Regions from separate parts of the Mus musculus genome. Here all the other regions are linked to region 2. Evidence: chromatin loops called from intact Hi-C (ENCODE). Cell type or tissue: left cerebral cortex. All regions are shown on one strand. Each heading gives the region's core, and the rest is flanking DNA. Links, peaks and the distances in the headings are about the cores only.

Evidence for each region. Peaks named below come from ENCODE experiments on the same cell type or tissue, not always from the same donor. Only the 100,000 strongest peaks of a DNase experiment are listed, where the experiment ranks them.
Region 1: a loop joins it to region 2, with 4 times the contacts of the local background. A loop is called at or near these places in 6 of 42 quality-filtered maps.
Region 3: it touches region 2 in a loop (2.2-fold over the local background); 2 of 42 quality-filtered maps call a loop at or near these places.

Annotation. Positions count from the first base shown.
Region 1 is chr17:71,690,726-71,698,292 of GRCm38, reverse strand. It overlaps Togaram2 (TOG array regulator of axonemal microtubules 2), which reads right to left. Exons shown (of 20, transcript NM_177087.4): 5 at 7,556-7,567; 6 at 6,657-6,847; 7 at 2,550-2,596; 8 at 297-460. Among named protein-coding and RNA genes, the nearest start is that of Togaram2, 21 kb to the right of the region's middle. In left cerebral cortex, for the core only: a CTCF peak has its summit at 4,326 (motif pointing left); DNase peaks (open chromatin) are centred at 3,296, 4,327, 4,704, 5,971 and 2 more places; H3K27ac peaks cover 1,149 bases.
Region 2 is chr17:71,777,509-71,785,075 of GRCm38, reverse strand. It overlaps Clip4 (CAP-GLY domain containing linker protein family, member 4), which reads right to left and starts at 3,129. Exons shown (of 16, transcript NM_030179.3): 1 at 3,007-3,129. Gm30140 (a long non-coding RNA gene) reads left to right here and starts at 2,394. Exons shown (of 4, transcript XR_001782175.2): 1 at 2,394-3,305; 2 at 3,399-3,473; 3 at 3,607-3,727. In left cerebral cortex, for the core only: a CTCF peak has its summit at 6,182 (motif pointing left); DNase peaks (open chromatin) are centred at 1,897, 2,538, 3,066 and 3,919; H3K4me3 peaks cover 1,572 bases; H3K27ac peaks cover 1,124 bases.
Region 3 is chr17:71,869,995-71,877,561 of GRCm38, reverse strand. Alk (anaplastic lymphoma kinase) reads left to right here. Exons shown (of 29, transcript NM_007439.2): 27 at 2,486-2,620; 28 at 3,354-3,444; 29 at 7,431-7,567. Among named protein-coding and RNA genes, the nearest start is that of Gm30140, 91 kb to the right of the region's middle. In left cerebral cortex, for the core only: CTCF peaks have their summits at 3,253 (motif pointing right) and 4,376 (motif pointing right); a DNase peak (open chromatin) is centred at 3,295.

The sequences.
Region 1 (7,567 bases), core at 1,665-6,664, 87 kb after region 2:
CCCACGTGTCACCTTCTTCTGTCCTTCCCCCCTCCTTCCATCTGCCATCCTCCTTGTTCCTGGTCCCCACACTCAACCTCAGCTTCCTTCTTGACTCTCTCCATCTCTGCAGCCCTCCTCCCCAAACTGTCCATAGGTCCTGGCCTTAAGTACTTGGAGAAGCAGCCTTGGTCATTCTTGGCTCTGCCTCATTCCCCACCAGCTGGCTGGCCAGCTGCCGCACAGCAGATTTTAGAAGCGTGCTTGTATCCAGCCAGTTGGACCTCAGCTTCTTCCTCCTCCTGCTTCCCTGGTACCTTGGTGCTGGACTCCTTCTGGTCTTCTTCGTTCTCCAGGGAGCGGGTTTCTTTGGCATGACTGGAGAATGCTGTCAGAGTAAAGGTAGACTGTGACGAAGCCAGGGACGTTTCGGGGGCTTCAGCAGACTTGGCCTTGACAACTGGAACCAAAGGCTTTGACGCTGGAGAAGTCAAGAGCAGGGACAGAGCTGAAGACAGTGGCACTGTGGGCTATCAGTGGGTCCCTGACCCTGTGCCCGATGGGTTTTAGAGTACAAGCCCTCAATCTTCAGTCCTTCTTGCCCACACTTTCCTAAGGGGGAAGTTAGCATTGCCAGGGAGGTCTAGGACCACGCCATACTCCAACCACTCACTCATTCATTCACTCATTCATTCATTCACTCACTCATTCATTCACTCATTCATTCATTTACTCACTCGTTCATTCACTCATTCATTCACTCATTCATTCACTCACTCATTCACTCATTCATTTATTCATTCATTCATTCACTTATTCAGAAAACAATAACTGCACATTTTATTCAAGTGGACAGAGAGTGGAAAATCAATCAAATTAAATAATCCTTGCCAAACGTTTATACCACTCCAGCAGAACCAGAAGGGGCCTGAGAGTTTTTGAACATTAGTCTAAATCCTCTCATTTCACAGATGGAGAAACTGAGGCCCAGCAATCTTCTTCTCCAAACAACATCAACTCCATAGCAGCTCTCCATCACCCTGTATTTTCCCAATCGGTGGATTTAAAGGTACAGACAGAATGAGTCCCCTAATTTCCTCCTGCCCTTAAACGTGGGCATTCACCACCTCAAAAGAGCTGGCTCACCAGGGGTTCATTGAAATTGGGGCTGCCACCTAGGGATGCCCAGGATGGAAAGGACATTTTGAGTGGTCACCATTTCTTCATGAGGGGTCCTTCTGCTTGTGGCAGAGTGAGGAAGGGTTAAGAGGTCAAAGATGTGGGAGGAGGCACAGATGTTCAGGGGCCAAGTGCTCAGGGTGAGGTTTGTGAGAGTGCCACAAGACGAAAGACAGCATGGCAGCCCTTCTGGTTACTATTGAGCAGTGTCACCCCAGCTGACAGCCAGCGACAAACTGTGCTCTAAGAATTTTCATATATCCAAGTTCTTACCCACACCCCCAAGAGACACCGAGAAAGCCTTGTCTGAGCAGGCTGTCCCTGTTTATGGACACCTGATGATGACATGGTCTCCTGGACCAAACTGCCATGCCAGCCATCTGAGGGCTAGCACATAAGGACATTCGAGGTCTCACGTGTATCACCTCAGGCACCCCAGGCACACTCCACACGACTGAGCCGGGGAGACAGGAGAGGTGCCTGCCTTCAAGGTGTAGCTGCCAGGCTTGCCTCTCAGGCCCAGCTCAGAGCCTCCAGGGCAACAACCTGCCACTCTGCCAGCCACCTCACTTGCTGACCTGATTAGTCAGGGACCTGCCAGGGAGCCAGTCACCCTCCCTCCAGTCAGCTGAGCAGAAGCTCTGTGCGGCCTGAGCTCAGAGTGCCCCTCACAGACTGTGCCCTCCTTGCCTGCCCCCTAAACACTCTCCAGCCACAGTGCAGCTTCCCTCCATCCACAATCTCGCCCCAGCAGCAGATGATCAGCCCAGAAGGGATGACCTTCCACATCCATCCCCCTCCCTTCTCCCTCCTCCTTCTAGAAAACTGCCCTCCCCCCTGCCACACATCCACTCTCTGGTTGGCCCTGCTCCCCTGACCTTTGAATCTGCTGAGAGCAACTGCTGAGGCTTTTGAGCAATGGTTTAAGGTCTCACTCTGTCCGGTGAGGGTATCTCTATGCGCTTTACACAGAGCAAGAAACTGCCACTTGCTGTGTCAGGCCCACTCTGCCACAGGGCAGCCCTGAACGCAGGTCTAGCCGAGCTACTTAACAGTCTCCAAGAGAAGTCGCTGAGCCTCAAGGTAGCCTGGATCAAACTACTCAGCCTGGGTGACCTGTTCATCCCCCCTCGTCAGGATGGTCATGTGATACGTGAATTGGTGTGCATCCTGGCGCTCAGCAGAGCCGGTGCCGATAAGTACCGTTGCCTTCCTGGTTCCTGGCACAGGCTTATTACCACCCTAAAGTGTGATGACTTCAGCTTTCCCGCTGATCTGTGAAATGAGAGGCCTGGCCTGAGGGCCCTCAGGTCTCCCCTGGCCTAATTCCATAACCCAGAACACGGAGGCACAGAAAAGGGAACAAGATGAGTCCTCAGGGGAATACGTACCCGGAGATTTAGGGGTCTTTTCCAGAGGCCCATTCTCACAAGTCAATCTTAAAAGTAAGAGAGAGAAAACAACTGTGAGAGACACCAGGGCCAGAAGCCCGGGGTTGCTCCAAGGTGGGAGATGGTGTGATGGACAGAGATGGGCTCATTTCCTGTCAGAGTGGCAGGACATAGAGCTCCTGACACCAAGACTGGGTTGATTGATTATCAGCCAGGCCAACCTGGGAATCCGTGACCAGGGCTAGGCAATTCCCTGGCTCTGCAAACATCTATTCCCTAGGTCACAGCGTCCACATGAAAGCTGCTGTCTTAAGTTAGACTCATGTCTCTGACTGTAGCATAGCTGATGGGAAAGCTTGCTTTCTCCCCACAGCTCCAGCTACAACCCTTGCCTTGGCCCACGCTGCATGGCAAGTGTGCCAGCTGCTTAGCCACCTTGCCTCCCCCACTGCTCCCCACACTTTTTAAAAAATGGATGCAGATGCTGTCCCGTTCCTGGCTGGGTTGGTGTTTGTCGAGAGGCACCTGCGAGTGCGTGCATGTGGGGGGGGGGTTGCCCAAGGTGAACGCTGAGGGTCTCCCTCCATCTCTCCGCTACGTTTTGAGACAGTCAGTCTCTCTCACTGAGCCCACAGTTTGCTGTTTCAGCTAACGTGGTGACCCAGCTTGCTCTGAGGATCTCATCTGCCCCTCTCACACACTGGGGGCAGAGGTGGATCCTGGTGGCCACCAGCTCTCAGGTGGTCCTAGGGACCCAGGTCTTGTGCGTGCACTGCACACTTTCCCTGCATGTCACCTCCCCAGTCCCACAGTAGGCTTCTAACATCAGAGCTTGTCTCATCCCCACACCTAAGAGCTTTAAGATGGGGATCGGGTGAGGACTCAAGGCCCCTCATACTGAGCCAGTCTCACAAGCAGACTCTTTGTAGCTTCCTAAAGGCCTCTATCATTCCTCCCTGAGTGTCTCTGTCCTCCATTTTGTGCTGTCCCTCCTTCAAAATTCCCCCTAAGAAATCAGCCCAGCCTCATTGAGGCGCTTTTCTATTGGGCTTCCCGAGAGACTGGTGAGGCCTTCTATCTCACCTCCAATCTTACTGAGCTTAGGCTCAATGGTTTACCCTCAAATCTCTCTCATCCCCCCAAAATGTATTCACCCTGGTTTCCAAAGCACCCAGCAGATAGTTGGTGCTCAGTAGTTTTTTTTTTTTTAAGTGAATAAATGATTAGGCAGATGAAAGAGTGAAGTGGCAATAGGGGGAATTTTCCACCTATTTTCTAGACAGCCTTACAGAGGTGGGGAAGAGAGAGCCAAATTGCAGATGGAGAGCTAAGGCGGGTGTGTCCTATGTGATTAATTCCTGCCAGGCCCCTAGCTTAGCATCACAGGTTTTTGAGATATGGCCCCTGACCTATAAAGTGCAAGTTAAAGAATAGAATGAGGTTTTAAACAAGACAAGAAAAATAAAATGAACAGACATTTAAAAAAAAAGAAACAAAATCAATTTAAATAGCCAAGATTTATTAATTAAATCAATGAAACAATGGAAGGGAGGTAGGGGTGGACAGGCAGTCTCTGCCATGTGGACAAGCAGAGGTGACCCCTTCCTGTCCTCCCCAGCCATGAAAGCCAGGTGAGGCCGAGGTGGAAGGACCTTATTGATGTGCAGGACAGAAAAGTGCCACGGAGGAAATGGGGCTCTAGCTCAGGAACCAGCACACCCACAAAGGAGTCCGCCGGAGGCCTACAGACAGCACAGGAGGAGGAAGGCTGCCCCCTGGAGGTCAAACCAAGCAGGCTGCTGGCAGCAAAAGGCAGAAGAAAGCCAAAGACCACTGAAGGGTTGCCTGAGGACGGGACTCAGAAAGGGGAGGCTGAACAGCAAGGGGCTGGATAAGGCAGATCGGGTGGCTGTCTGGGTGAAGTTAAGAAGCAGCTGTGAAGCCGGGCAGTGGTGGCACACGCCTTAGATCCCAGCACTTGGGAGTCAGAGGCAGGTGGATTTCTGAGTTCAAGGCAAGCCTCCTCTACAGAGTGAGTTCCAGGACAGCCAGGGCTACACAGAGAAACCCTGTCTCGAAAAAAAGAAAAAAGAAGAAAAAGAGGCAGCTGTGAGTGTAACATGGGAGGCAGCGTGGGAGGCAGCGGCGGGGACAAGAAACAGATGGGAGCTTCTGTGTGCCTTGTTATTGCAAGGACAGCATGGGGAGGGACACTCAGTGAGGCACCAGAAGCACATGAAGCCAGAGCCAGGCTGCTGAAGTAGGCAAAGGGCAGCTCCTCCATCAAAGGGCAGTTTGGGGAAGCAGGAGGTGCCTCGTGTTGCCATGGTAACATGCATTCCCTTCCATCATACTTCCTCTAATGCTGACCAGCAAGCCATGAAAAACCAGAAGTCCCAGGGAGAGTGTGGGTCTCCAGGGGGAGGTCAGGCCATGGCAAAGTCACCCAGAGCCCAATGACCCTGGAGATCATAGCCACGAGGAAAGACTCCAGGAAAAAAGAAAGAAAAAAAAAAAAACCAGGAATTTTGAGGATGGGCAGATTTGAGCAACAGATGAAAGGCATGTAGGAGAGTGCCTGGAAGATCAAGACATGGGTATAAAACCAAGAGAAAGAGGAGAAAAATGTCAACCCTAGCCACAGCCACAAAGGTCATGAGAGGCATTGGACAGAGATCGAAGACTCTGTCACTAATGCTACAGAGAGAGGGAGAGAAGCTGTGTGCCAGGAGAAGCGTCCCGTGGTAAGGAAGGCCAGTGCAGAGGTGAGTGTGAAGGTGAGGATGGAAGAGAGCTCCCATCCAGGAACAAGTGCAGGGACATGGTCCCACAGTCTAGCAGGGCCCAGACAAAGATAGAGACATGGCTGTGACCAGAGAAGGCAGCCCAGGAAACAGGAGATCTCGGAAAGCCAGAGAGAAATGGAAGACTTTGGAAGATCAGGCCAAAGAAATGCAGGAGGAGGATGTGACAACCATAGGTGGTGATTTAAGTGACAAACGTGCCCCAGAGTCTTGGGCGGGGATGGGGTGGGGGGTGGTAGTGGCAATGTTTGAATAGTGTGGCCTTGCCCACAGGAGTTATGCCATTTGCAGGTGGGCTCTGGGATTTAAAAAGCCTCAAGCTATTCCCGGTATTCTCGCTCTGAGGGTCAAGATGTAAGCTCTCGGCATCCTGTGCTATGATGCCTGATGTTGCCCCACCACCGTGGGCTCTTACCCTCCAGAACTCTCTGTCCGTGTAAATTCTTCCATAACTTGTTTGACCCTGTGTGGTGTTTTATCATAGCAACAGAAATGTACACTCATACGCCGCACCGGGAAAGGCAGACCTATAGTGGCTGAACGCCCACTCACATACATTCCCAGACACTCACATGTGTGTATACAAATGCACACACAGACACAAACATGATTACAGATGTACACTCACAGGCATGTGCCTAGGAATTCTTACATACCCAATTGGGGTATCAGTCTGGGCTGGCCACTGGATGCTGATAGCCGTCTAGAAGGCTCTGCCTGTCTTCTTTACGAGCAGATTCATGATAACCTAGAGCCTCTGCCCCAACTGTTTCTGGGTATGAAGAGCCTTTTGAAGTCCAAACATTTTATGAAAAACCCATATACCCACACATATGTATATGCAAACATACACACACATGACCACACACTATATACATTATACACACATTATACATGATAATAGTGGTGGTTTCAGTATCTGTCAGTTAAGAAAATACAAAATAAGAGAGAGCCACCATGGGCTTGACCATGCCCTAAAACAATGTGTATTTTATTCATCACTATGGCAACTGTAGACATTGAGAAACTAGAAAACAAGTTACTGCCCACATTACTGGTCATGAATGCCTTCAGAGCCAGCCAGAGTCCAGGATCAGAGGAGCCGCAACAACAATGCTGTGGTCTCCGCATGTCTGCCATTCACAAGAGGGGATTTTTACCCTTTCCAAACCTGGTGCCTCAAGACTGTGCCAGCCACGGTGACTCAGCAGTGAGGAGCCCAAGGGAAGGGGGGTGGGGGGCAAGACAAGTTACAGGAGAGATGACCACAAACAGACTTGAGATTTTTAAGTAGGCCGCTTACCGCGTATGTGGGGCCTTTGGTCCCATAAGCACATCCTGGCTTGGACACAGGGGGCTGGGCAAGGAGCCAGGCCTGCAGGAAGAGGTCCCTGTGGGCATCCGGGCCTTCGGAATGGGTGGGATCACGAGGCCTCCTAAAGACTTGTGCATCTTCTCATCAGCGCAGTGTAAGTATTGCCTGGAAATCTGCACCTGTGAGGGGGAGGGAGCCTGGTCCTTGGAAGCATGACTCACACTGTACTTTCTGCTCCTGGTAACCTCGCACAAAGCATCTCCTGGCAGCTGGTGAGAGGATGCTGGGAAATGTCCTCTTGTTTCCCTTTTCGGTCTCTTAGCCCCACTCCAACCCCTCTGGGAAGGTCACCCCTTCCCAACCACTCCAGGTAGGAAGACTGGCAAGCTTTTCCGTCGCTTTAATTATTTTTTGGATTTTAATTTTTTTTTAATCTTCTCATTTCAGAAAAATCTTTGACTGTGTAGAGCTGGAAGGGACCCTCTAAAACCCCCAATTCAAAGCTCTGCTTTTACAGATGTACAAAACAGCTCTGGGAAGGCGATGCCAACGCCTTCCTCCATGCCAACAAGCTGGCATTAAGCAAGAGATGAGCAGAAGACCGGGAAAAATCCCAAAACATGAACACCAAAGAAAGCCTGGGTCCACCAACTCCAGGACAGAAAGGATTGTAGCCCCCATACCTCTCAGGCAACCACACACACACACACACACACACACACACACACACACCACTCTCAGGCCAGATGTAACAGCTGGAACGCTACAGGGAGACGTGAAATGAGGGTCTCAATGCCACCCTGGTCTTGAGGACTGTCTAGAGACATTTAGCCGGGGCACAGGGACAAGAGTTGATAAAGGAATGGGGAGCCACAGAGCTGCCTTACCTCCTGGGCACT
Region 2 (7,567 bases), core at 1,358-6,357:
TCTGCTCTTACAGAAATGTAATGCTTTAATTACGGAAAACAAAGACTTTTAATAAGTTTCCATTGTCGTTCCTCAGCGTGTACGCATCAAATTAGCATATTTTAGAATTAGATTTTGTTCCAATGTTGATTTCACTAATTGCTGTTTGTGTTCTAAATTTATTTAAAAAAAAAAAATCACATGCCTTTAGTCCCAGTACTTAAGACAGAGGCAAGCAGATCTCAATGTGTTCATAGTTAGCCTGGTCTACAAAGTGAGTTCCAGGACAGCCAGAGCTACACAGTGAGACCTTGCCAATAAATACATAAATAAATAACTTCTTAAAAATATTAAAATTCATTGACACTCACGAGATGGCTCAGCAGTTAGGAGCACCGCCTACCAGGTTGGGTTCCCACCACCTACATGGCAATTCCAGTTCCAAAGGACCCAACACCCTCTTCTGAACTCTGTAAGCACCAGGCACGTTCATACATGCAAGCAAAACACTCATGCATATAAATTAAAAATAATTTTTTTTAAAACTCATAAATTAATTCTGGTTTTAGATTCAGACAGAATTTCCAACAACTTCTGAAAGGGTCCTAATTATACATGTATTTATTTGTGTATATTTATAATATTTTCCATTTATATTCATATAAAACAGCACTGTCAGCACTATACATCAGTTTTATAAAATGCTGAAGATGTTCCATACCCTGTAGTACCAAGGGTCCGTCCAACTTACATATAAAATTGACAACCAAATCCTCTTCAGCATGCAAATTTGTTTTCATCTTTAAATAGCAAAATCATATGTATATCTTTGTTTCAAGATAAATATATGACTTCTTGTCAATAAATGTTTGATTTGTATACCTATTTTATTTACCTGGGACTGTATGATAGACCCTGCTTTAGCTCTATCTGAATGTTCAGAGGGTCAGTTTGCACGTGGCTAACCAGAAAGACATTTCATCTACGGACATTCCCCTGACCAGCACTGAAGGAAAGCAGTCTAGCTCACTCTTCAGAGAACAAACAACTTTCAGATGCCTGAAATGAGAAAGTCTGATGTGCCAAGCAAGCTTGCAGCAGCATAATTATAAATAATTAAGAGGACGGTCAGACTAAAAGCAGCCAGATGCTTAAAGGGTTTTAGCTAGAGACAGAAGTTGATTCTGTCAGCTCAAGCTCACTAATACGTATTTCAAACCTTCAACTGTTATAAGCAAACTGATACCACTATAATCATCGCTTTTTTAAAAGGCCTTGTTGTTGGGATTGTATCTGAGAAACAGGCGAGTGGAAAGAAGTCCAAGGAACAATGCAGTGTCCTAAAGCTACAAAACAGATATAAACACTTTGGTTGTGTCAAGAGTCAATCTTTGAGCCTAAATAATGGTTAACAAATGAAAGTGTTACCCCCCCCCCCCAAATGCATCATATTTATGTTCAAATGAAACCAGGATAGATTTGCATCGGCAAAATGTAGAAAGCTGGAATCCGGCCATTTCCAAGTCTCTGCTCTCCTTCCAGTCTCTGCGTCCTACGCCACCCGCTCTGCTGCCCCACAGTCAACTTAAACTGTGCCGCAGACTCACTGACAAAGGTCAAAGCAAGAGTCGACTGCAACCAAGTATTTGATGAAGGTCTCCACTGAGGAACACGCTTCAGAAGAATTTCAAAGGCACTGTTTTTACGCTATGCTAAGGTACGATGTACCTACCCACAGTGCAGCCTGGTACAGTCACCAAGTTACTGTCCCACCTCACAGCTGTAACTAAGAACCAGTTCATCTAATCCTTGCGGTTCCGCAAGCACGGGACAGGTCTCACTGGGCTCCCACCCTCCTGCAACTTCTCAAGGCGAATTAGTATGAAGGAATCTCAGAGCAGCAAGGCGAGGCGAAGCCAGTTCAGTTTGGAACACGCATGGCCACGGGTTTCTTAATGATCTAAGTCGGAGGAGGATGCGAATGAGAACATGATGAGCCAAGCTTATGAGAACCCACCAGGGTGCGCAGCCCCACGCGTGGGAGATACTCCGGGGTTCCGGGGAGCGCGGGCCTCAGCCGGGCACCCATCTCAGCCGGAGAGCAAGCGACACAAGCACCCACTTCTCCGCCCGCCGGGCCGCGTCCTGGGAGGCCTCCGGGCAGCTCGGTGGGGCCCGCACCGCCAACCGCCTAGCGGCCGGCCCTCCCGGCCTCCGGGTCCCGCCGCCCCCCAGCGTCCCGCCACCTGCCTGCTCCGGGTCCCCGAGGAGCGCCGGCTGCGGACGCGGGGCGCAGAGGCCAGGCGCAGGGGCGGGCGGGCGCGCTCCCGCCCTCCCGCAGGGGTCCCGTGGCTGCCGCCGAGCCTCCAGCCGGGCAGCAGCAACCCGCCGCCTTCCACGCCGCGCGCGCCGGAACCGGGCCCCCCACGCGGGTCGGCGCGCGCGCAGTGCAGCCGCCTGGGCTGCGCGCAGGCCTCGGCCCTGGGCCCGGCGCACGCGCCTGCGCTCGCTCGCCTCCTGCTTGCGCCCCCTGTGCCCCCAACAGGAGGAAGGTCTGGCGGCGGCTGCACCTGCTGTGCCCAAACTCACAGTCCAGTGGCCTTTCCCAGAGCCCCTGCGGTGCCATGCACAAATGGGGATCTGTCCAGAGAGGCACAACCAGGCTCTAAAAGGAACCTTGGCTGGCCAGGATGGTGATTTGGGGCTGCAGCAGGCACACCCTCCTCTTGCATGGTCTTAGTTGGCCCTATTTGCCACCCCCCTTGCTTTCTAGCATCCTGGGCTGGAAGAGTTCCCACCTACAGCATCTGGTAGGCAGAGACCACATCTCACCCATGCATAGGGAGGCCATGTATGGCCTAGGGTAAGATCCGTCAGTCAATTATCTGTTTCCAGGTCCTGCTGTGAAAACCCCTCTCAATACCCAACTGAGCAATTACAAAGGAAGTGTGCCAGCCAAAGGGAAGAAATGAATAGTCACAGGGCACACTTACACATTCCTTAGTTTTCTGCTCCCTCCTCACCTACCTCATACTTCTCATCTCTTCCATCTTCTCATAACCAGAAAGAAGTGACATTGAAACCCTAGCAGATGTGGGCGCTGGCATTTCTAGTTCTTCCCCATGCTGCAGAAAGGTGTTGGTCTTTAATAGGGAGAGCTAAATGTGACTGACAAGTTTGTAAACTTGAGTTAAGGATGTCACAGCCAAGCTCTTCGAGGCCTCACAAACTGTAACCCTGTTGGTGTTTCTTCCCTATCGTGTGGTAACTAACTTGTTGAGAGACCATATGAATGGATGTCCATCAGCATCTCTGCCAGCCCAGAGGTAAGTGCACACCACACCCCAGAGCACTTTTCCAGTTCGAACTGTTGGCTCTGGAGGCTAGGAAAACAAACACAAATACTTTCTCCTTGCTAGAGTCCTCACAACATTCTCCCACCAAGTGACTCTACTTGGATACTCGGAAGAAGAAGGAACTCGCTAACTCTTAAGGTAGCTTAGACTAGCCTTTGGCAAAACATCCTTCCTTGGGAGCTAAAATCTAGGGTTGTTTCTGCCATGGATGTTGTCAAAGAACATCTAACTCCAGTTCAAGAGAGAACAATGAGCATTCTCTGTCTCTCAGGCCGTTCGTCGATAGTGCAGTTGGGACCCTACTCACCAGCCGGTTGAAGGACTCCTCGGAGTGCATCCTGGCTTGTCTTGAGCCTTTCTAAATGAGATTCTCAGAATGGAACGGCGACCTGGTAAGTACCGAGACGAGCCTGCCACCTCTGCCTACCTCTTGAGCTTCTACTAACTCAACCCAAGATATCCAAATAGTTGTTTGAGGCGGTCAGAGCACAGTGGAGAACTGGGTGGGGCACAGGGCCAACTAAAACTCAGGGTGCTTATGCAGTACTAAATTCCACCATCCCACACCCCTGGGCAGCTGCCAGGTTCTCTTTCCCTGCAGACTCTTGTCTTCATGCACTCTTGAGGATGGTAATGTAACACAGATGCTTATCCCTCCCTCGGAGGACACCACACACACACACACACACACACACACACACACACCCCTTTCCCTGTTTTTCTCACACCCAATTCTTGCCTAACCCACCCACCTCCTCAGCTGGCTAAAAGAGAAAGCAATTTGCCTTTTGTTGGCTCTAAGTGCCACTGAAACACGGAAACCCATAAGGATCTGTTGTAACAGGAGCTGCTGGTGATATTTTCCGAGCGACACAGTTTACTTTTATTGCTTTTTTTTTTAAAGTATCCACCAAGATACCACTATTAGTAGGTGATGGGGTGTGGCAAGCTGAGTGGTACTAAGCTATAATGAAGATCTCTGTTAGAACCAGCCAGACTACTGGCTCTTCCTGCTACACCCAACATACACAGTACACAGGCAAATTCCAGGGACAACAAGTCACCAGGGAGAGTCTGCCACTCACTTAGCTGCCTTTATTCCAAAACCTGAAACTACTCCTTGGCCATCAGGAACACAAGCCCTTGTTGTTGGGCTATTCCCTGGCACATACACACACACACATATCACACAATGTTTTGCAGCTAGGTCTTGCCAATTTAATAACAAGGAAATGGGACAATTATATAGGGTCAAAATTTGGAGTTTGAACTAGCCATTGGAATGGCGAGGCAAATGGACTATAATCCATCACAGGTGCTGAGAAGAATATCACAATGAAACAAAGTGCCACAAAGAGACAGCATCCATCGACGATCAGTACCAAAGAGAAGAGGAGGCGTGGCCAACTTTCTACTATACAGAACACTACCCATAATAAAATTTGTCTCCAATACAAATGAAGTGGAACAGAAGATACAGTAAATATGATCTGAAAGTCTCTCAAGACATTGTTTGGCATCACCTACATAAAATATCCTTGTAGCGATTGGGGAGGGCCCAGAGATGCCTGAATGATGAGCAGGGAATCACTCAGAAATTCAGACATTGCTCGTCCTCACTCCGCGCATTGGGCATCATTTGGTATCATTCAGGGAGAAGAGAGAGACTCACTTTCCCAAAGTGAGTACATGAGAGACAGTCTTCTGGGAAAGCCAGGCGGATGGGAACTCAACCAGCAGGGATGCTTACAGCACTTAGCCGAACCCGAACTCGCAAAGTCTTCCTCTCTACTGTATTCACAGGCAACGGGACTCTCTGCCTGGAACACCCAAAGAAAATCAGCGCATTGTTAGAAGGAATTAGTTCAGCAAGACGTCCAAATACAAGATCAATTTGTAAAATCCAACCGTTTACATCAGCAGCAAATAAGCAGGAAGGAGACAGTGAGACACGTCTCATACTCACAGCATCTGGGGTTAACCTAACAACTTTTCAGAACTTTATGGAGAAGCTCTTAAAACTCTATTAAAGGACATTAAAAAAAAAAAAAAAAAAAAAAAAGACTGAACAGATGAAGAAATAGGCCATTGTCGGGATGGCTTCACACTGTCAAAATGTCAAGCTGATCTCTAGACTCAGTATTTGGTTATAACTAAAATTTTAAGGTGTTCAATAAACATAAAATACGTAAGACAAATATAACTTTAAATAGGACAAATGTCTAAAAGCAAGACCAAAAGAAGGAGATTTGCTATACTAGAAATTATGTCTTTACTATATCATAATAAAAATTATTGGATGCTGCTCTAGAAATAAACAGAAAAATGACCTAGAAGGTAGAGCCCTGGATAAGCATGTCCTTGGTATACATAAAAGTGATACCACAGCCAATGATTTGAAAAAATATGAATTATATATAGGACAGAGTTAGTCAAACAGTCTTATTTAATAATGGAAACAAAAAGGAAAAGAAAGTGAGGGAGATGCTGGAAATCTGCTGTAAGAATGTATTCCTAATGCACACTGGGCTCCCGGGGGCACAAGTGAACTTGTTATGCTGGAGGGCCTGGGGTCAGTGACAGAGATGATGGAGGAAATGCCGTAGAACAACTTCATCTGTTCCTATCAGGAAATAGGACTAACAAAGAACCATACACATTTGTAAATCCTTACAAAATTCCTCCACTGAGTGGCCACAGGTAACCTCCAATAAAAAGAAGTGGAGAGACACAGCTCAGCAGTCAAAAGTGCATTCTGCTCTTGCAGAAGACCTGAGTTTGGTCCCTGCATCCAAGAAAGACCAGCTTACAGCCGCCTATAACTCTAGCTCCATCAGATCCAATGCCCTCTTCAGGCCTCGGTGGGTACTGCACCATGCATATACCCAAATGCAGATACACATTTCAAGATACTTTTTTAAAAAGAAAAATGAAAAGATGTGACAAACTGAAAGAAGTTTGTGACATGTATAAACATAGCTAGGAATTAGTACCTAAAGCAACAAAAATCAGTCGAAAAACTAACAAAAAAATGAGGAAAGGGTAACAGTAGACAGTTGACTGGGGATGTGTCTTGGTTTCCTTCCCTGTTGCTGTGACAAAATACTTTGACAAACACAACTTAAGAGGGAAAGGAGTTATTTTAGCTCACAATTCAAAGATCCATCATCCCAGGGAAGTCAAGGCAACAGAGCTTGAAGCAGCTGGTCACATGACATCCCACTCAAGAAGTAAGAGATGAATGCTGACACTAGCTCCCTTTCTCTATTTTAGAATCTACTGCCTGGAGAATGGCTCTGCCCACAGGTAGGTAGGCTCTCCCACATCAGTTAGCATCTTCAAGATAGGCATGCCCTGTAGGCATCTTGTAGGCATGCCCAGAGACCTTGCCAAGCAATTCGAGATGCTATAGGATAGAAAATTAACATGGTGGCTGAGAAAAGGCCTCCTTAAGATTGGGCTGTAGGTAAGCCTGAAGAGCATTTTTTTTATTATTGATAATTTATGTGGGAGGGGCCCAGACCACCATGGTCAGTTCCACCCCTTGGCTGGTGGCCCTGGGTTCTATAAGAAAGCAGGCTGAGCCAATGATGAAGTGCAAGCCAGAAAGCAGCATCCCTCCACAGCTTCTGCATCAGCTCCTGCCTCCTGGTTCCTGCCCTGCTTAAGTTCCTGCCCTCACTGCTTTTGATGATGAACTGTGATATGGAACTGGGAGGGAAATTAACCCTTGCCTCCCCAAGTTATCTTTCAACCTGGTACCATCACAGCAACAATAACCCCAACAAAGACACACAGGCTATCTAGACTGTCCAAAGAAAAGCCCAGAATGACAAGCAGTGGGATGGGCAAGAAATAAAAACAATCACAAAATGTCCAGGAAGTGGGTGGACTTAGAATGTATAAGTCACCCTGTCTCAGAAAGAAAGAAAAAATAAACCACATGTTCTCTCTCTCTCTCTCTCTCATGGATTCTAGCCTACAATGTATGCATGTATGTGTGTAAATAAATGTACTGTGGGCACAGTATAGGAAAAAGAAGGATGCCCAAGGAAGAGTGATATCAGGCCATGAAGAAGGACTGACTGTAGTGGTGAAGATGATATAGAACTAGTTGTTTTTCTAGTTTTAACTCCTGTGGTTTTTCTGTGTGTGTGTGTGTGTGTGTGTGTGTGTGTGTGTAAGTATGTGTGTCTGTGTGTTGAATTCATGCATAAAAATATAACTAAAAG
Region 3 (7,567 bases), core at 795-5,794, 93 kb before region 2:
TTACTTTTAGAGATCGGAAAGGCCACAGGAGAGGGAACAATCCATGTTCTTGGTGATAGGTTTATTTCACCAACACAGCAACAGTGAAAGCTGCGCAGTGAGTGCTGTGCGGAAGGCGGCTCCCTCTTCCATGTCAGGGCCGTGTTTTCTAAGAGCAGAATCTGCATCGACATACTAGAACGAAGATGGATTTTCTTTCTCTGAAATCTGATCATCAAACTAAGAGAATAAAACCGTCATCCAGACAGAAAATATTATTTCTGGAACCTAATAGACGGTGTCTCAAACGTCCTTTAAAACAAATAGCAGGGAAATCAAAAGACAATTTCCCAAAGAGGAAAATGTCTTATTTGATGTCAAAACACAGACAGAAAAAGTAAAACAGAATATTCTCAGTGCAGAAAGCAAAGAGGTGAGAGGAAGTGGTGGGTGTGTCTATTAAAGACAGCCCCACCTTTAATCAAAAGCCAGAGGGAACAGGGCTTATTTTATAAAGTGTTGGAAGAGTCCTTCAGACAAACAAGCCAATTTTGACCCTTCTCTCCCACTGTACATAAAGTCTAACTGAATTCGAGGAGAGGGGAAAACAAACACACTAGAAGATAGCAAATATGCAGCCTTTGGTAAGGAGAAGATTGCAAAACTGGGGAACTGAAGTCACGAAAACTTAAGAAATATATTTAACGACTTGAAAATGAAGGCCATCATTATACTAAAATATTAGTCATAAAGCAACTAATAGAAATTGTGGCTAGACTCGGCAGTACATTCTTGTAATTAGAACTCTTTAAGGAGTGGAGGCAGGAACGCCGTACTCTCAAAGCCTGCCTGGCTACAAAGCAAGTTCCAGGCCAACCTGGTTTACTACCAAACATTGAATTTAAAACAAAGGAAAATGGGACACAGGGCTGGAGACTGAACTTGGTGGTTAGAATGCTTGCCCAGCGTGTGTAAGACCCTGGGTTCAATCCCCAGCCCCACCTTAAAAATCCACCAAAAAATAAGCATCTTTGTTTTTGATAAAAGATTAACATGTTTAAAACATACAAAGAAGGTCTACAACTCAAAAGGCAAATTGAGATACTACAATAATATGCCCTGACAGATAACCTCGTGCAAAAGACGTGAACAGACAATATATAAGTTTAAAAGTAATGATTAGATGAACAGACTTCATTAAAACACTCTACCATATAAAGTCACGGGTTGCCATATTTTCCCAGACCTGAATTCAATGCCCAGAACATGCATTCTGGAAGGAAATATCATTGATTTTTTACCATTCTATTAGTTTGAGACTGTTTATCTAAGGAACTTGTGGTAACCCATCCTGCATTCCCAGTACTCCAGAGGCAGGGGGATTTTGAGTTTGAAGCTCGCTAGGCAATGAAGCAAACTTGAAGCCTCAAGCTGTAATACAGAATGAGACTCTGTCACAGAAAAAGTAAAATAAAATTAACTAAAATCAAAGTGCAGGAAGATGGCCACTCAAGGTTCAAAATATTTTGAAAACCGAAAGAAGTGTGATAAGGGCAACCATGTTTCATGGCAATCGAGTATTTCACAGACATTTCACATCCTAGTTGTAAGACTTTTATTTTTAGCATGGAAAGCAATGGTGCTGTGATGATATGAGCAGAATTATCAAGGCTCCATAGCCTAGAAACCTAGGCACAAAGCCCCACCAGAATGAAGAACATGTCAGCAGGAGCCGTCTTTTAATAGAGAGTCCTGGGTGGCGCTTGGTCATTCTCTTCACTTTTCTGAACCTAGAAAGTCCGCTGGGACTGGAGAGAGAGCTCAGTCAGTGACGTGCCTGTAGGTCACAGGAATAAAGATCTGGCTCAGTCTCCCGGAACCCAAAAGAAGGGAAGAAAGGGCGGAGGCTGAGTGCTGGCATGGATGGGGGGACAGGAACAGGTGGACCTCTGGGGTTCACGGGGTTCATAGTCAGCCTAGCTTTCTTGGTGAGCCCTGGGCCACTGAGAGACTGTGTCTAAAAGTATTTTATAAAGTTTCTTTTTTATTAAAAAGGCAAATTAGGAGCAGGGGAAATGACCCCATGGTTAAGAGCACTTACTGCTCTTACAGGGTACCTGGGTTCCAGTCCCAGCTCCCATATTGAACAGCCCACCCCTGCCTATAACTCTAGATCCAGGAAATCTGGCACCTTCTTCTTCCCTCTATGAACACCTGCAAATACACACAGACAGACAGACAGACAGACAGACAGACGCAGAGACAAAGATGAGAAAGAGATTTAATAATTCTTAGAAATTAAAGTAGATGGTTTCTAAGAAACAATATTTAAGATTATTGTCCTTTGACCTCCATGTATATGTGTGCAAATGTTTGTATGCATAAGCCTACACACACACATGCACACAGGAAAGGAGTCCTTTGTTACAGAAAATGGTTTAAAGGAAAACAGTAAGAACTTAGGTTTCTCTGTGTGTGTCCACATCACTATCTGTTCTCTGCCCAGGTCTTTTGGAGTGTTGCTATGGGAAATATTTTCTCTTGGATATATGCCGTACCCCAGCAAGAGCAACCAGGAAGTTCTGGAGTTTGTCACCAGCGGAGGACGGATGGACCCGCCTAAGAACTGCCCCGGGCCTGTGTACGACCTTTGGGAACTTCCTACTAGAACCTGAGCGTGGTCTTGTTTTTATTTGGATCTGCAAATGCGCCTTTAAAATTAAAGTGAAGTTGGTAGCCTTCTTTTCAGATGTCCCGAGAGTGTCCCAGAGACTTCTGTAAGATGGGTCAGTTTTCCAGCCCATCAAACACAATTATGTTATCCCAGAAAGGCTAGAGGCTGCAGACCCACTTCTCCTACATGTCTCAGTTGCCTTTAGAAATGTGTACCCCAGACCCACCCAGTTGGCCCTGCACTCTTAAGTATATCTCCCTTAAATATCACCCCCAGCATGCACACACAAAAAAAGAGAGAGGGGGCAGTGGTGGCACACGCCTTTAATCCCAGCACGCGGGAGGCAGAGGCAGGCAGATTTCTGAGTTCGAGGCCAGCCTGGTCTACAGAATGAGTTCCAGGGCTATACAGAGAAATCCTGTCTTAAAAAAACAGAGGGGAGGGGTGAGCTTGTCCCCTATAGTGTTTTCTGTCCCCTATGGTGTCCCTCACCTCCTTTCCAAAAAACAAGATGGGGAATAAATTACTTCATCCTAAACATGGCTTTAGAGAAGTGGCATTTGATGTAAACTACCTGGGTGTCTTTGGGGATGATCCCCTGTCCCACCAGCAGGGGGCAGCATAGATCAATCAGGTGGACCTACTTGTCTCCCCTTCCGGTGCTTCTCCTGACTTTTCATTAAGGCGCTCATCCTTTCAGATACCGGATAATGACGCAGTGCTGGCAGCATCAGCCTGAAGACAGACCCAACTTCGCCATCATTTTGGAGAGGATCGAATACTGCACCCAGGTATAAATGTTTTCTCCCCTTGACCAGCCTCTAATCTACACGGGGAAACTGTTTCAAGACACCAGAGAATAATGCTAATTGTGAGACACGGTATTCCTGATCCCGGAAGTGACAGGATTTGCATCCCACTTTGCCAATGTCCTACAATAAACACTGGAAACTTCCCACTTTCATGTCACAGGGCCAGACAGAATCTATTCAATTCGCAAGCAAAATGACATCCCTGCTAGACAGCTAATGTTGTGTGTTCTTCTTAACAATTAAAGTATAATTGCATCATTCCCCTTTCCTCACTCTGGCCCCTCCCATCTCCAAACCCACCCCCTAACCATGTTCTTCTCAAATTCATGGCTTATTATTATTATTATTATTTCATATGTATATAAATACTGTCTGCAGAATCTACTTTGTATTCCATGTGATTTCATACGATTTCAGAGCCAACCACTTCTATTGGATAACCAATTAGAGAATTCCACTCCGGGGAGAATAATTCTCCCCTCTCAGCTATCATCAGTTGCCTGTAGTTCTTTGTCTAGGAGTGTGGCCCATGATATTTCTCCCTTTCATGTTAGCGTGTCTGTTGATGTTTGGTTCTTATTCAGTTACTCATATTGTTGAGGTATCAAGGACAGCTAGGCAACTACTTGTTTTGTAAATGAAACGGGATATAAAGGAGAAGAACGAAAGCTCTCAAGAATTACAACCTGTGAATTAATTCCCATTAAATAGATAGTAATTACATAATAGCTAAACCACTCTGGAGAGATGTTCAAACCATTCATCGGTAGCACTGGTATGGACTTATACTATATAAGTTGCTTTTCTATGTTTTTTTTTTTCAAAGATTTGTTTTTATATTGTTTGGGAGTAAGTTTGCCTTACATGTATGTTTGTGCACTACACACGTGCAATGCCCATGGAGGCCAGAAGAGGGCGACAGATCTCTGATCTGGCATTTACAGCCACCAAGTGGGTCCTGGGAACTGAACCTGGTTCCTCCAGAAGAACAAAAAGTGTTCTTAACTGCTGAGCCATCTCCAGCCCTGGATTTCCATGTTATTTTTATTTTGCTCTCGGGGAGGGTTCCTTTTATCCCATTTTATAGAGGAGTAGCGGGCTAGGCTAAGAGACAGCCCTCTCGTGCTTCCTCCCGTCTGGACTGAATCGTGACTGTTCATCTTTGTCCTCAGCAGACTGTACCTCCCTACTCATCATCAGCTAGACAGGGGAATAGAGGTAGTGGCGGGAGGATTCTTTCCCTCCCGTGTCTCACACAGACCCAGAGCATCTTCCTATCACGGTCTCACCAGCGGCCTCTCAGGACTTTATGTCAGTGACCAGTTTTTCCTTTACTGTATCCCTTCTTTCCCTCCCTCCCGCCTCTGATCCTGTCAGCATACAAAATTAAAGTAGCATCCTCTCCCTATGCCCTACACCCCCACTTGAGCCTTGTTCCCCAATTTCACTTCTTCTAACGTTCTCTCCCACCTACGAGTTGCCCCCTCTGACTCCCTGGTATCTCCCTAACATGGACCTTTCCCAACTTCATGGCTTTTCACAGTTGCTCTTGTTTGTTAAGTCCAGTTTGCACCACCTGTACGTATTAGCTAGGGTTACTGTTGCTGTGATGAATCCATGACCAATGACCAAAAGCAAGCTGGGGAGGAAAGGGTTTATTAAGCTGACACTTCCATAACACAGTTTATCACTGAAGGAAGTTAGGGCAGCAACCTGGAGACAGGAGCTGACGCAGAGGTCATGGAGGGTGCTGCTTACTGGCTTGCTTTTCATGGTTTGTCTGCTCGGCCTTCTTACAGAACCCAGGACTAGGAGTAGCCACACACACAATGGGCTGGGCTCACCTCCATCCATCACTAATTAAGAAAATGCCCTACAGGCTTGCCTACAGCCAGATCTTATGGGAGCATTTTCTTAACTGACGTTCCCTCCGCTCAGATGACTCTAGCTTGTGTCAAGCTGACATGAAAACCAGCCAGCACACCTTATGTGCACGAGGATGGGCTCATCTGCTACACACGGGATGCCATCAGGTGTCCGTGCCACTGAGATATTTTAGAAAAGTCAAAGAGTGAGCCACTAGCTCTCTAAATTCCCTCAACTGGGACCAAGGGCTGACACTTTCTGCAAACTTCAGCAACGGTGTGTCTAGCCACACTGTTCCAGTCCCCTCGTGGGTCCCAGCTGTGAGGGCGACCTGCCTTCTTCATCTAGCTGGACTTCAGTGGCCATGTTATTGGGGGAAATTGAGGATGTATTAGGGAAGCTTGCTTACTGACATTTAGTTTATTATATTCTAACAGGAATAGAATACTCTCATAAACACAGATACCTTCACATACCTTCTTTGGGGGTGTTTTCTCCAAAATATATAATATCTTTGCGAAGGCAGGTGGTTGTACAGCTGCAGGCCGTAAAGGACTGACTGTGGAAGAAGCTGGCAATAAGTGAAATGGCTTTTCAAAAGATATGTGTAGTTGTTTTCTTAAACCTTTTGCTGGTGGATACTGGACTGGTGTGCTATTCTGTAAAACCTAAGTAACGGAGGTTTTCCCTCCATTTGCAAACACTATTACTGAATTAAATTTCCCTGGAGCTTTCTCCCACACACTTTCCTTTAAACCCATGGCAACTGCGTCTGCTCTCGTCTTACAGTCTGTGACGCTGACAGAGATCTAGCATGAGCCAGGTTTCTGAATGGGCAAATGAGCCTCTGCCTGGAACAGCTGCACAAGCAAGGAGACCACACAACACAGAGTCACCATCAAATACGAGGAAAGCTGCAGGCGCTTAGGGAAGGAGCAAACAACATCCTCTGTGAGCCAAACGTGGCGTCCCTCTTCCCTGCCTCCTTCCCTACAACAAAACTAAAGCCACATTATCTTTTGTCTTTGAAGATTGCAAGAGTATTTTTGGAAATAGACCACAATATTTTGAAAGTAATGTAAAAACAAAAAAACAAAAAACAAAAACAAAAACAAAAACAAAAACAAAAAAACAAAACAACAACAACAAAAAACGGGCTGGTAAGATCGCTCAATGGGTTAAGTAAGATTCTTGCTTGCCAGAATCAAATGACCTGTTTGACCCCCAGGACCCAGATAGTGGGAGGGCAGAGAACTCCATAGGTTTGTCCTCAACTTGCACACACACACACACACACACACACCAAGGCACATGCATACCTGCACACATATACATACACACTATAAATTAAATCTAGTAAAAAACTTTTACATCTGTAAAAGGTGCCCCAGGGGCTTCTGCTCTGCCCCTCCCATCCCACTGCCCCCAGGCATGGGTGCTTATCCCCCAACCCCTAAGCACTGGGACCCCTCTCCTCCTCTGGTGAGATTTCAAGAATAGTGGTGCTCACTCTGTGCTCTGATACCTAACTGTCAACTAATGTGTTAGCTTGCTTTTCTGTTGTTGTTTTCCGTTTTTGATAACCACTGTGTGCAAATACACTTTGGGGGTGGGGGGGGGGAAGGGTTTATTTCCTCGGAACACTTTGTCATCACCGGAAGCCAGGATGAGAACTCAAGGCAGGAACCTGGAGGCAGGAACTGAAGTAGAGACCATGGAGATTGCTTATTGGCTTGTTCCGTTTGTTTTTCATATAACCCTGGAGGGGTGCCCCCAGCGGACTTAGCTCTCCCACACCCATCATTAAGAAAACGCCTTCACAGACAAGGCCACAGGCCAATCCGATGGCGGCAATAACTCAGCTAAGGTGTTCTCTCTCCTTTCAGGTGTCTTTAGTTTGTGTCCAGTTGACAAAAATGGATCAACTGTTAACAGTTAGCTCCCCTCCCCCGCCCCCTTCTCTCTCCTCTCTCTCTCCTCTCTCTCTCTCTCTCTCTCTCTCTCTCTCTCTCTCTCTCTCTCTCTCTCTCTCTCTCATCTCTTCCAGACCCAACATCTCTCTGATTCCGTGTTCATCCATCCTCTCTCTGTCCCCACAGGACCCCGATGTGATCAACACAGCTCTGCCCATCGAATACGGTCCAGTAGTAGAAGAGGAGGAGAAAGTGCCCATGCGCCCCAAAGACCCCGAGGGGATGCCACCTTTGCTGGTGTCTCCCCAGCCTGCGAAGCACGA